Regions from separate parts of the Homo sapiens genome. Here region 2 is linked to region 1. Evidence: chromatin loops called from intact Hi-C (ENCODE). Cell type or tissue: PC-9. All regions are shown on one strand. Each heading gives the region's core, and the rest is flanking DNA. Links, peaks and the distances in the headings are about the cores only. Region 1 has its middle 16 kb from the start of SNORA63E. Region 2 overlaps EEF1AKMT4-ECE2 (EEF1AKMT4-ECE2 readthrough).

Region 1 (5,375 bases), core at 205-5,204:
AGAGCAGGAGCAAGAGAGTGTGGGAAGGGAGGGGCCACACACTTTTAAACGACCAGATCTCACGAGAACCCACTCACCATCGTGAGGACAGCACCAAACCATTCATGAGGGATCTGCCCCATGATCCAAACACCTCCCACCAGGCCCCACCTCCAGCCCTGGGGATTGCAATTCAACATGAGATTTGGCAGGAACAAATATCCAAATTATGTCAACATGAAAATAAGTAACCCGAAAAAGGAGAACTTTGTTTCCTAAGTGGGCAAGAAAAACCAGGCCGGGCGCGGGGGCTCACGCCTGTAATCCCAGCACTTTGGGAGGTCTAGGAGGGTGGATCACGAGGTCAGGAGATCGAGATCATCCTGACTAACACGCCGAAACCCCGTCTCTACTAAAAATACAAAAAATTAGCCGGGCGCGGTGGCGGGTGCCTGTAGTCCCAGCTACTCGGGAGGCTGAGGCAGGAGAATGGCGTGAACCCGGGAGGCGGAGCTTGCAGTGAGCCGAGATCGCGCCACTGCACTCCAGTCTGGGTGACAGAGCGAGACTCCGTCTCAAAAAAAAAAAAAAGAAAGAAAGAAAAAAAAGAAAAAACATGGACAAAAATTATATTTAGAAAAGGAAGCAGATGTTAGCAAAACAATTGTGTCTCAAGAATAAATACTCAGGGCCAATTAAGAAAAGCAAATGTTTGACTTCTCTGAGACCTACTTTATATTTCAGCCTTTTTAATGAGTTTTGACTTCTGCATAATCAGATTAGTTACTGGGAATTTTAAAATGACTTTTAGTGTAACTCCTTTAGAATTTGATAACACTCTATAATCTCTGTGTTATCAGTTTCCCGAGTGAAGATTCAGGGCTCATCTTTGCCTGTTTGTTCACTTGGCATTTCCCTGCTTTTATTTTTTCATGCTATTGAACAGAAATCTACACCCATGTTTAACTTGTGAGGAAAGATATAACAGTTTATATCTTTCAGCAATAGGTGGGGATCTTGTTGAATTTAGACAGTAGGTCTTACGTTGCCAGCAGTGAGAGAGAATAAAATAATTCAGATTTTCCCTCTGTCCCATACCTATGCTCAGTTGGAATTTAAAGTCTTTGAACTAATGTTAAATCAAGAACTAATTCTAATACAAATGCTCTGTGCGTGTGTGTGTGTGTGTGTGTGTGTGTGTCTAGAGGGACAATAGCTCCAAATGGCCCCTAATCTTTGCCCATGACTTGAGGTAAAGTTTCCTGGCTCAAGTCACAGCCACCAAACACTCCAAGACAGCTACTGAGTAGAATTTTATATTTTCTGTTCAAACAAATTGGAAGCTCTCAAATTGAATTAACAAATGATACAAAAACTGAGAGAAAATATCATTTTCTACACTTAAAATGTGGGTTATAAGTGCAAACTTTAGGTTGTTCCCTTCTTACTTAGGTGGACAGGATAAATCACTACTACTAAATGGTAACCATTTATGCTTCCCAGTGTCATTTACTACAATGGATTTACTAAGAAAAATCTGTGAAGTTGAAATTACAAGCTTTTCAGTAAATACTGAGTGATTTGTGATTTTTAAAAACATGTCAGTATGGCTCTTGGACTAGTTTTAGCAGGAGCATATTTGTTTAAAAAGGAATAGATCACAACAAACTAAAGAAAAAAATAATTAAAATGTAGAAATTGATGTAACAGAGAATTTACAGGTAGTTTTATCTTTCTTTTCTTTTTCTTTTTTTTTTGAGGTGGAGTCTCACTCTGTTGCCTAGGCTAGAGTGCAGTAGTGTGATCTCGGCTCACTGCAACCTCCGCCTCCCAGGTTCAAGCAATCCTCCTGCCTCAGCCTCCTGAGTGGCTGGGATTACAGGCACCCTCCACCATGCCCAGCTAATTTTTAGTAGAGGCAGTGTTTTGCCACGTTGGCCAAGCTGGTCTTGAACTCCTGACCTCAGGTGATATGACCATGACTTTTAAGCCTGATTCAGTTTCATCTTTAATACTGATGTGACTCATGGAGCATTCTGAATATCAGATTGATTTTTAATTAGAACGCCAGTCCCATTTCCTAATTCATATGAGCCTGTTCAGACTAGAACAAGAGACCTAAAATTTGAGTGTATTTTCCATAAAGAAGACAGAGAAGGCTGGGTGCGGTGACTCACACCTGTAATCCCAGCACTTTGGGGGGCCAAGGCGGGCAGATCACAAGGTTAGGAGTTTGAGACCAGCCTGGCCAATATGGTGAAACCTCATCTCTGCTAAAAATATAAAAATTAGCCAGTCATGGTGGCAGGTGCCTGTAGTCCCAGCTACTCAGGAGGCTGAGGCAGGAGAATCACTTGAACCCAGGAAGTGGAGGGTGCAGTGAGCCAAGATTGCACCACTGCACTCCAGCCTGGGTGACAGAGCGAGAATCCATCTCCAAAAAAAAAAAAAAAAGAAGACAGAAACATTCAGAAGAGCAGGTTTCATTATTTCCTCAACAAAGAGAGAAAACTGGAATCAGAATGGAATGATTAAATGAATTAATTTTTTTCTGATAGTCATAGAATATCCCCTGATTACAGTACACTAGTTTTTCTTTTGAATAGTGTTACCTACTTACATGAACTTTGGGGGTTATTTATTTATTTATTTATTTGAGACGGAGTCTTGCTCTGTCACCCAGGCTGGAGCATAGTGGTGTGATCTTAGCTCAGTGCAACCTCTGCCTCCCGGGTTCAAGTGATTCTCCTGCCTCAGCCTCCCGAGTAGCTGGCATTACAGGCGCCCGCCACCACGCTTGGCTAATTTTTGTATTTTTAGTAGAGATGGGGTTTCACCATGGGGTTTATTTTTGTTTTGGCAATGATCAAGCGTTAGGATCACTTTACAGTTGGATAGAACTTTGGATCCCCCTATTGGTGTTCTCTTCAAATTGCAGGTTTCCACTAAATGGTTCACGGAATTGTGAGTCACCAACAGAATTGAAAAAACGAAGCAGGAAAATATGTATCACCTATAGCAAGAGTAAATATTGTTTGGTGCAACTTTGTTTCGGTTATATATCTATGAATGCACAATCAAGAGCACCTTTAAGTCAGAAACCTTCAGTATCCAGGAAGCTACAGTAAGCAGGTGGAGACCAGGGTGTGCCCAGTGAGGCCACAGGGTTCCCAGGAAACCCTTCCCAGTACATGAACAGTCCCAATTTTAAGCAACGGGCGTGGAAAGTTGGGGAAAATGTATAAATCCATATGGCAGCCCCTCCCCCATAGGCCTGAAAGCAACACTGGTTTTTTTTGTTTGTTTTGTTTTGTTTTGTTTTTGAGACAGAGTTTCACTCTCGTTCCCCAGGCTGGAGTGCAATGGTACGATCTTGGCTCACTGCAACCTCTGCCTCCTGGGTTCAAGCGATTCTCCTGCCTCAGCCTCCCAAGTAGCTGGAATTACAGGCATGTGCCACCATGCCCGGCTAATTGTTTTGTATTTTTAGTAGAGACTGGGTTTCGCCATGTTGGCCAGGCTGGTTTCAAACTCCTGACCTCAGATGATCCACCCGCCTTGGACTCCCAAAGTGCTAGGATTACAGGCGTGAGCCACCGTGCCTGGCCGCAACACTGTTTTTAGTGGTGAATAGATACAGCATAGATTAACTGCTTTCCAGAGTTGCTATGGTCTTTTTTTCCCTCCTGGTTATTGATGTCGGCCATTAGGGTTGGCAGTTTACAATAATTGATTTGTGCATTACTCTAAGTAATTTGAGCATTACTCTGAGTGATGCCATCCATGTGTGCATTACTCTAAGTGATGCAACTTAAACTCATGACCTAAGTGCATGATAAGTGTGAGTGTCAACAGCTCATCTTTGATTTGGCCTGTGGATTCTCTATTGTGTTTAGTATTGAGATAGTGCTAGTTTAATTTTAACACAGTGAGTAATGTGATCATATTTTCTAAGAGTTCAGGAAATGAAACTGAGAAGGATTACAATACCAAAGCTAGCATGATATAAACATCATCATAAAAGAAAGTTAAATGACTGTTATTTTAATGATGGATGGAAGGACTGTTTTCTACACTGTATCAAGCAGTACATCAAATTGCAGCAGCAACAACAACAAAATAAGGATAAGGAAGGTAAATAAACAAGACAGTACATTCTGCACACTAGACAGAAAAGCATTTGGGATTAAGAGCGGTGAAGAAGGGGATGGGAAAGCATATATGAAGACTGAATCTCACATGTCTGAGCTCAGACAGGCAAGTCCTTCTAAATCAATCAAAAATTTCATCCCCTCCCAAAGACACTTACCAGTTGAAAATAGCAGCTGCTAAATAAGTTTGGGCAGAACACGTGAATGACCATATATTATCATTTCTTTGATTGCTTTGTGAGACCCAATAAAATCACATTCAGATGACTGATTCAGGTTCCAACTAAAATCTCCCAAGGGTGAGCAAAAGGGATTTTTTTTTTTTGACAGGGTTTTGCTCTGTTACCAGGCTAGAGTGCACTGGCATGATCATAGCTCATCACAGCCTCCATCCTGGGTTCAAGTGATCCTCCTGCCTTAGCCTCCCCAGTCGCTAGGACTATAGGTATGTGCCTCCATACTTGGCTCATTTTAAAATTTTTAGTAGTGATTCATCACTTGCTATGTTGCCCCGGCTAATCTTGAACTCCTGGCCTTAAGCGATTCTTCTGCCTTGGCCTTCCAAAGTGGTGGACTTACAGGCATGAGTTACCACACCCAGGCCAGAGGAAAATTTTGATAATGGATATATTGGCCCCTTACAGTGGAGAACTGCCATCTGTCAGATATTACTACAGGGGTTTTCTACACTGTATCAAGCAGTATATCAAATTGCAGCAGCAACAAAAAAATGTTCTCCCTCGTTTGTAGGTACTTGGTTTGAAAAATGCAGTTTGAAATTATCTTCTTTATTTCTGTGAAAATTTTCATAAAATGGGAGAAAACAAAAATTGTTGCTATCTTATCCAAATAAATACCAACTGGACTTTGACTGTCTCTGCATATATTTGGCAGATAGTACATATAATTTTGGCAAACTCGATTCTGTTTATGAACTTCTTAACAGAATGCAAAGATCTTACCTGCGAAAAATCCTGCATATCCTGTATACATAACACTGTTAAAAAGGGGTGTGATTTGGGAGGCCGAGGCAGGTGGATCATGAGGTCAAGCGATCGAGACCATCCTGGCCAACATGGTGAAACCCTGTCTCTACTAAAATTACAGAAATTAGCTCGGTGTGGTGGTGCATGCCTGTAGTTCCAGCTACTCGGGAGGCTGAGGCAGGAGAATTGCTTGAACCTGGGAGGCGGAGGTTGCAGTGAGCCGAGATCGCGCCACTGCACTCCAGCCTGGCAACAGAGT
Region 2 (5,375 bases), core at 320-5,319, 820 kb before region 1:
CGGGCCTTAGAGTCAGCTACAGCCATCCCAGGGGCACAAACCACCACCGCTGCAGCCCCTCCCAAGTTCCTTCCAAAACTGCCCTGGACATCGGGTTGCCCAGCATGGACATGACGAGGGGAAAAAGCGGAGCCCCAGAAGCTGCCTGCTGTGGCTGCCCAGCGGAGGCTCTGCCTGGGTCCTTGCTCTGCCACTTACTCTATTCCTGGGCAGCCCTGGACAGGCCACTCTGCGTCCCGAGCTTTCGTTTCCTGCATGTCTCCCTCACAGGAACAGCGTGAGGATGAACGTTTGCCCCCTTCGCCACCCTGTGCCCCGCAAGCACGACAACCTTGCCCTTTGAACTATGCGAAATCCTACCAAGGCATTCTCCCGCTCAGGCCTCTTCAGGCTGCCTTTGTGGGCCCTGGCTGGCCGGAGGCTCTGGGCATGGGCCTTCCCAGCCCACCTTTCATGCCCCAGCCTCAGCCCCATTCACCAGCCCGTTTGACACGTGCCCCAGAGTTCTCCTAATGACATACTCAGGAGGGAGCAGGACAAAGGGGCAGACCCCAGGCCTTCCGAGAGGGTGATACCTGGGCAAATCCCACGAAGAAGAGCTGGTGGTTGGTGAGCCCCACGGCTGGCAGTTGCTGCTCCTCCCCATGCTTTCTCAGCCATGCTTTGTAAGCCTGGGGACAGAACAGTGGGCAACAAGCCCATCCAGGCCTGCCCCCACCCACCCGGCACCTTTCACCCCAGGCCAGCAGGCCTCAGCCGCTGGAGGGCTGGTCAGGCCACTCACATTGTAGGCAGCCTTCAGCCCCCCGTTGTCAGCAATGTTCTCCCCCAGCGTCTGGCGGCCGTTGAGCCTCTCCCCATTGACCTGGTATTGATTGTACTGTTCCTCCATGCAGGCCGTGTGGTTCCGGAAGGCTGCCAGGGACTCATTCTGCCACCAGGGCCGCAGGTTCCCTTCTTTGTCATACTCGCGCCCTGAGGAGAACTCACCTTTGCACCCCACCAAAACCAGAGCTCGTCTCTTGGGGGCAGCAGTGCCCCCACCAGCCCTGGTCCACAGACTTCAGGGCCCTTGGGGCTACATCAATGTCCCAAGGCCTTGCAGGAGCCACTGGGAATTCTAGGCTAGAGGGGACGACTCCATGGGCCCCTACCTTGGTCATCAAAGGCATGCGTCAACTCATGGCCCATGACCACACCGATGCCACCGAAGTTCAGGGCCCTGGTGGGTGAGGAATAGCAAGTGAGGACATGGCGGGGGTACTTCTGAATCCCACCTCCAGCCCTGCTCCCAGCTCAACCACAGGCCCAGGCCCCAGCACCCAGCCCCTCCTGCTTCAGACACACTTGGGGTGGTTGCGGGCATAGAAGGGGGCCTGCAGGATGCCAGCGGGGAAGACGATCTCATTCTTAGTTGGAAGGTAGTAGGCATTCACTGTCTGGGGGGTCATGCTCCACCTGGCGGAGGAAGAGTGAGGGGCTGAGGCTCCCGACTCTCCTGACACTGCTCCCCTCCCAACAGCCCTGCCCTACCTCCTGCAAGGGTATGGGGCCGCCGGTCTGGGACCAGTCTTGCCACCCTTTTCCCCCATCCCAGGAACCTTCCCCCACCTCTCCTGCCACCCCTAGTGTCTATGTCCACCCCGTCATTCTCACTGGTCTCGGCTGGGAGGCTTGCGGAGCTGGTCAGCCATAACCTTGGCAGAGAAGTTGTACAAATTCAACATGTTTTGGAAGAAAGAATCTTCAGAAATTTCGTACTGTGGGAAAGGTGGGAAGTAGAAAGAGAGCAAGAGAATCCATTGGAGAAGATAATAGCGCCAGTTTGGCTACTCATTAGTATCTCTCCAAACCTCAGTTTCCTCAACTGTAAAATATCTAGTAAACCATAATTGGCAATATTTAAAGGCCATTTATGTTATGGGTGCTGTTTTTTTACATACTGTATTCATTTATCTCACAACAACCCTATGAGGAAGGCACTAGTAGGACCCCCATTTTACAGAAAATGAAACCAAGGCCTAGAGAGATTTTGTTAAGGTTACAAAGTTAGAGGTAGAAACAGAATTTGATTAGGCTTGACTCCAAATCTTGGCTCGTTAGCACTATATTTCACTGCTGTTTGGCCTGCAGCCTGTCACAGAGCCAACATTTTAACAATGCTGGTTACCTCCATCTGCCTCTAAAAGAAACCGACAAGCACCTCTTTCCCAGTGCTTGAGCCCCAATTTCTAAGCCCAGGGAACAGTGCCCTCTACAGGGCTGAAGTTCAGTACTGATGAGCGTAGGTACTCACCCCGTCATAAACATCATCCAGCTCTTTGGGCTCCAGGATAAAGTCTGGGAAACCAATCATATCATAGATGGCATCTGCCTGAAGAGACCAGGTTAAGGGTTTGTTTCCTTCCCCAGGTTCCTAGCAAAACTGTATCCTTGAACCCCACCTCAAGATGGCGCCCCAACCCTAGCCACCGCTCACTTTCTCCTTGGCTGCCTGGCGGGTCTTCTCATCCATCCAAACCAGCTGTCCCAGGGCCTCCTCAAATGCGGTCCGGATTTCGCTGATCATCCCCTCTGCCTGGGAGGGAGGAGGTAAAGTCAGCCTTCCCCTGCACTGAATGCATCCCTGCCCCACCCATCCACCCTTGGTGCCCCATCCCTGTCCACCCAGGGGAAATGGGAACGTCTAGACTAAAGAAATACGGCTGAGCACCTGGAGACGATGAGAAGGAAACACCATTTGTAAAGGTACTGGGATTGTGGCTGGCTTTTTTCTTAATTAAGTACACATTTTAATTGACAATAAGTTCATCAAATTATATTATAATTTAATATAGTGCAATGATTTTTTTTTTTTTTTGAGACAGAGTCTGGCTGTGTTACCTAGGATGGAGTGCAGTGGCGCAATCTCGGCTCACTGCAACCTCCGCCTCCCGAGTTCAAGCGATTCTCCTGCCTCAGCCTCCCAAGTAGCTAGGATTACAGGCTCCCGCCATCATGCCCGGGTAATTTTTGTATTTTTAGTAGAGCTGGGGTTTCACCATCTTGGCCAGGTTGGTCTTGAACTCCTGACCACGTGATCCACCCGCCTCAGCCTCCCAAAGTGCTGGGATTACAAGCGTGAACCACCACGCCCAGCCTAGTGCAATGATTTTTATCTGATTATGAAAAGAGGACATTCACAGAAAATTTGGAAAATTGAGAATTGAAGAACAGACCAGTTATAAAGCACTCATTCATAGATAAGTTCTTTTAACATTTTGATTACCCACTTCTAGAGTTTTTCCCTCCCCTGATATGCATATAAAATATGGAATTATGTTGTATAGGGTATATATTTTTTGTAACCTACTTTTTTTGCTGAAAGATATATCAGCCATTTAAGGATCCTCACAACCCATCCTAACCACAATTTATTTTTCCTTTACCCTATAGTTGGACATTTAACCTGTTCTCATTTTCTGCTATTATAAACAACATTGCCATAAAAACCATAAACATCCTTACAGGTAATACTTTAAGCACATCCATTATCATATCCTAATAAATAAATATTTCTTCTAGTTATATAGTTAAACATAAACACATAGACAACTTTAAAGGACTCTTATAATCCCACTGCCCAAAGCAGCACTACTTCATTTGTTCATCAATTTACATCCAGTTGTTTTTCTTTTCTTTTCTTTTTTTTTTTTTTTTTTTTTTGAGACAGAGTTTTGCTCTGTCGCCCAGGCTGGAGTGCACTGGCGCGATCTCGGCTCACTGCAACCTCCGCCTCCTGGGTTCAAGTGATTCTCCTGCCTCAGCCTCCCAAGTAGCTGGGATTACAGACACCCGCCACCACGCCCGGCTAATTTTTTGTATTTTTAGTAGAGACCAGGTTTCACCATGTTGGCCAGGCTGGTCTCGAACTCCTGACCCCATGATTCACCCGCCTTGGCCTCCCAAAGTGCTGGGATTACCGGCGTGAGCCACCGCGCCTGGCTCCCGTTGTTTTTCTATATGTCTGCACATACATGAACAGTCAATTTTGAGGGCATAGTGTTGAAAGAATCTTGTAGACTCACAATTTCTTTGCTTTGCCGGTCAAACGTGGCCTTCACGAAGAGGGACCCCAAAGCAAAGCCAAGGGCGTCATCCGTGTTGGAGATGCAGGTCTGCCACCTCGGCACACAGGACTGTTAAAGGACAAAGAGCCAGGACCCTAGAGATGGCTGTGTCCTCCAGTCAGAGGGCCTTTCTCTGTCACTGGGGCTAGCAGCCCTTCTCAGCTCTGGACAAGAGTCCTGGGTTTGCTCAGTGCCACATCTGTCTTTTTTTGAGACAGGGTCTTGCTCTGTCACCCAGGCTGGAGTATAGTGGTGCAATCACTGCTCACTGCAACCTCTGTCCCCTGGGCTCAAGCGATCCTCCCACCTCAGCCTCTCGAATAGCTGGGACCCCAGGCACATGCCACCACACCCAGCTATTTTCTTTTGTAATTTTAGTACAGAAGGGGTCTCACCATGTTTCCCAGGCTGGTCTTGAACTCCTGAGCTCAAGTGATCTGCCCGCTTTGGCCTCCCAAAGTGCTGGGATTAAAGGCATGAGCCACCGTGCCCGGCCCACAACTAATTTTATATCCAGTCAGTCCCCCATGCAAGAAACCTGGGAGTCACTCAGCTTCCTCCATCTCCCTAACCCCCCACATTCAGTCTATCAGCAGTTTCTACTACTTTGACTTCTTTTTTTTTTTTTTTGAGATGGAGTCTCACTCTGTCACCCAGACTGGAGTGCAGTGGTGCGATCTCAGCTCACTGCAAGCTCCACCTCCCGGGTTCACGCCATTCTCCTGCCTCAGCCTCCCGAGTAGCTGAGACTAAAGGCGCCCGCCACCACGCCCGGCTAAATTTTTTGTCTTTTCAGTAGAGACGGGGTTTCACCGTGTTAGCCAGGATGGTCTTGAACTCCTTACTTCAAGTGATCCGCCCACCTTGACCTCCCAAAGTGCTGGGATTACAGGCATGAGCTACGGCGCCCTGCCTGCTTTGATTTCTTAATCATCTTTCCCATCCACTCAAGTGGACGGGGAAAATGATTACCACTTCCCTGACCTATAACACTATCATCTTGAACTCCTGAGCTCAAGCACTCCACCCACCTCAGCCTCCCAAAATGCTGATTACAGGCACGAGCCACCACACTCAGTCTGCAATTGCCTTTTTTTTTTTTTTTTTTTAAACAGAGTTTTGCTCTTGTAGCCCAGGCTGGAGTGCAATGACGCAGTCTCAGGTCACTGCAACCTCCAGGTTTAAGTGATTCTCCTGCTTCAGCCTCCCGAGTAGCTGGGATTACAGTTGCTTGCCACCACGCCCAGCTAATTTTTTGTATTTTTA

What was found. Peaks named below come from ENCODE experiments on the same cell type or tissue, not always from the same donor. Only the 100,000 strongest peaks of a DNase experiment are listed, where the experiment ranks them.
Region 2: it touches region 1 in a loop (5-fold over the local background); 3 of 110 quality-filtered maps call a loop at or near these places.

The regions. Positions count from the first base shown.
Region 1 is chr3:183,467,040-183,472,414 of GRCh38, reverse strand. No RefSeq gene overlaps it. Among named protein-coding and RNA genes, the nearest start is that of SNORA63E, 16 kb to the right of the region's middle. In PC-9, for the core only: CTCF peaks have their summits at 2,673 and 2,879; a DNase peak (open chromatin) is centred at 3,004; H3K4me3 peaks cover 399 bases.
Region 2 is chr3:184,286,640-184,292,014 of GRCh38, reverse strand. EEF1AKMT4-ECE2 (EEF1AKMT4-ECE2 readthrough) reads right to left here. Exons shown (of 19, transcript NM_014693.4): 11 at 4,068-4,178; 12 at 2,480-2,578; 13 at 2,297-2,374; 14 at 1,657-1,760; 15 at 1,348-1,458; 16 at 1,155-1,222; 17 at 785-975; 18 at 576-671. ECE2 (endothelin converting enzyme 2) reads right to left here. Exons shown (of 19, transcript NM_001100121.2): 11 at 4,068-4,178; 12 at 2,480-2,578; 13 at 2,297-2,374; 14 at 1,657-1,760; 15 at 1,348-1,458; 16 at 1,155-1,222; 17 at 785-975; 18 at 576-671. Among named protein-coding and RNA genes, the nearest start is that of PSMD2, 9.9 kb to the left of the region's middle. In PC-9, for the core only: CTCF peaks have their summits at 2,232 (motif pointing left) and 2,435 (motif pointing right); a DNase peak (open chromatin) is centred at 2,384.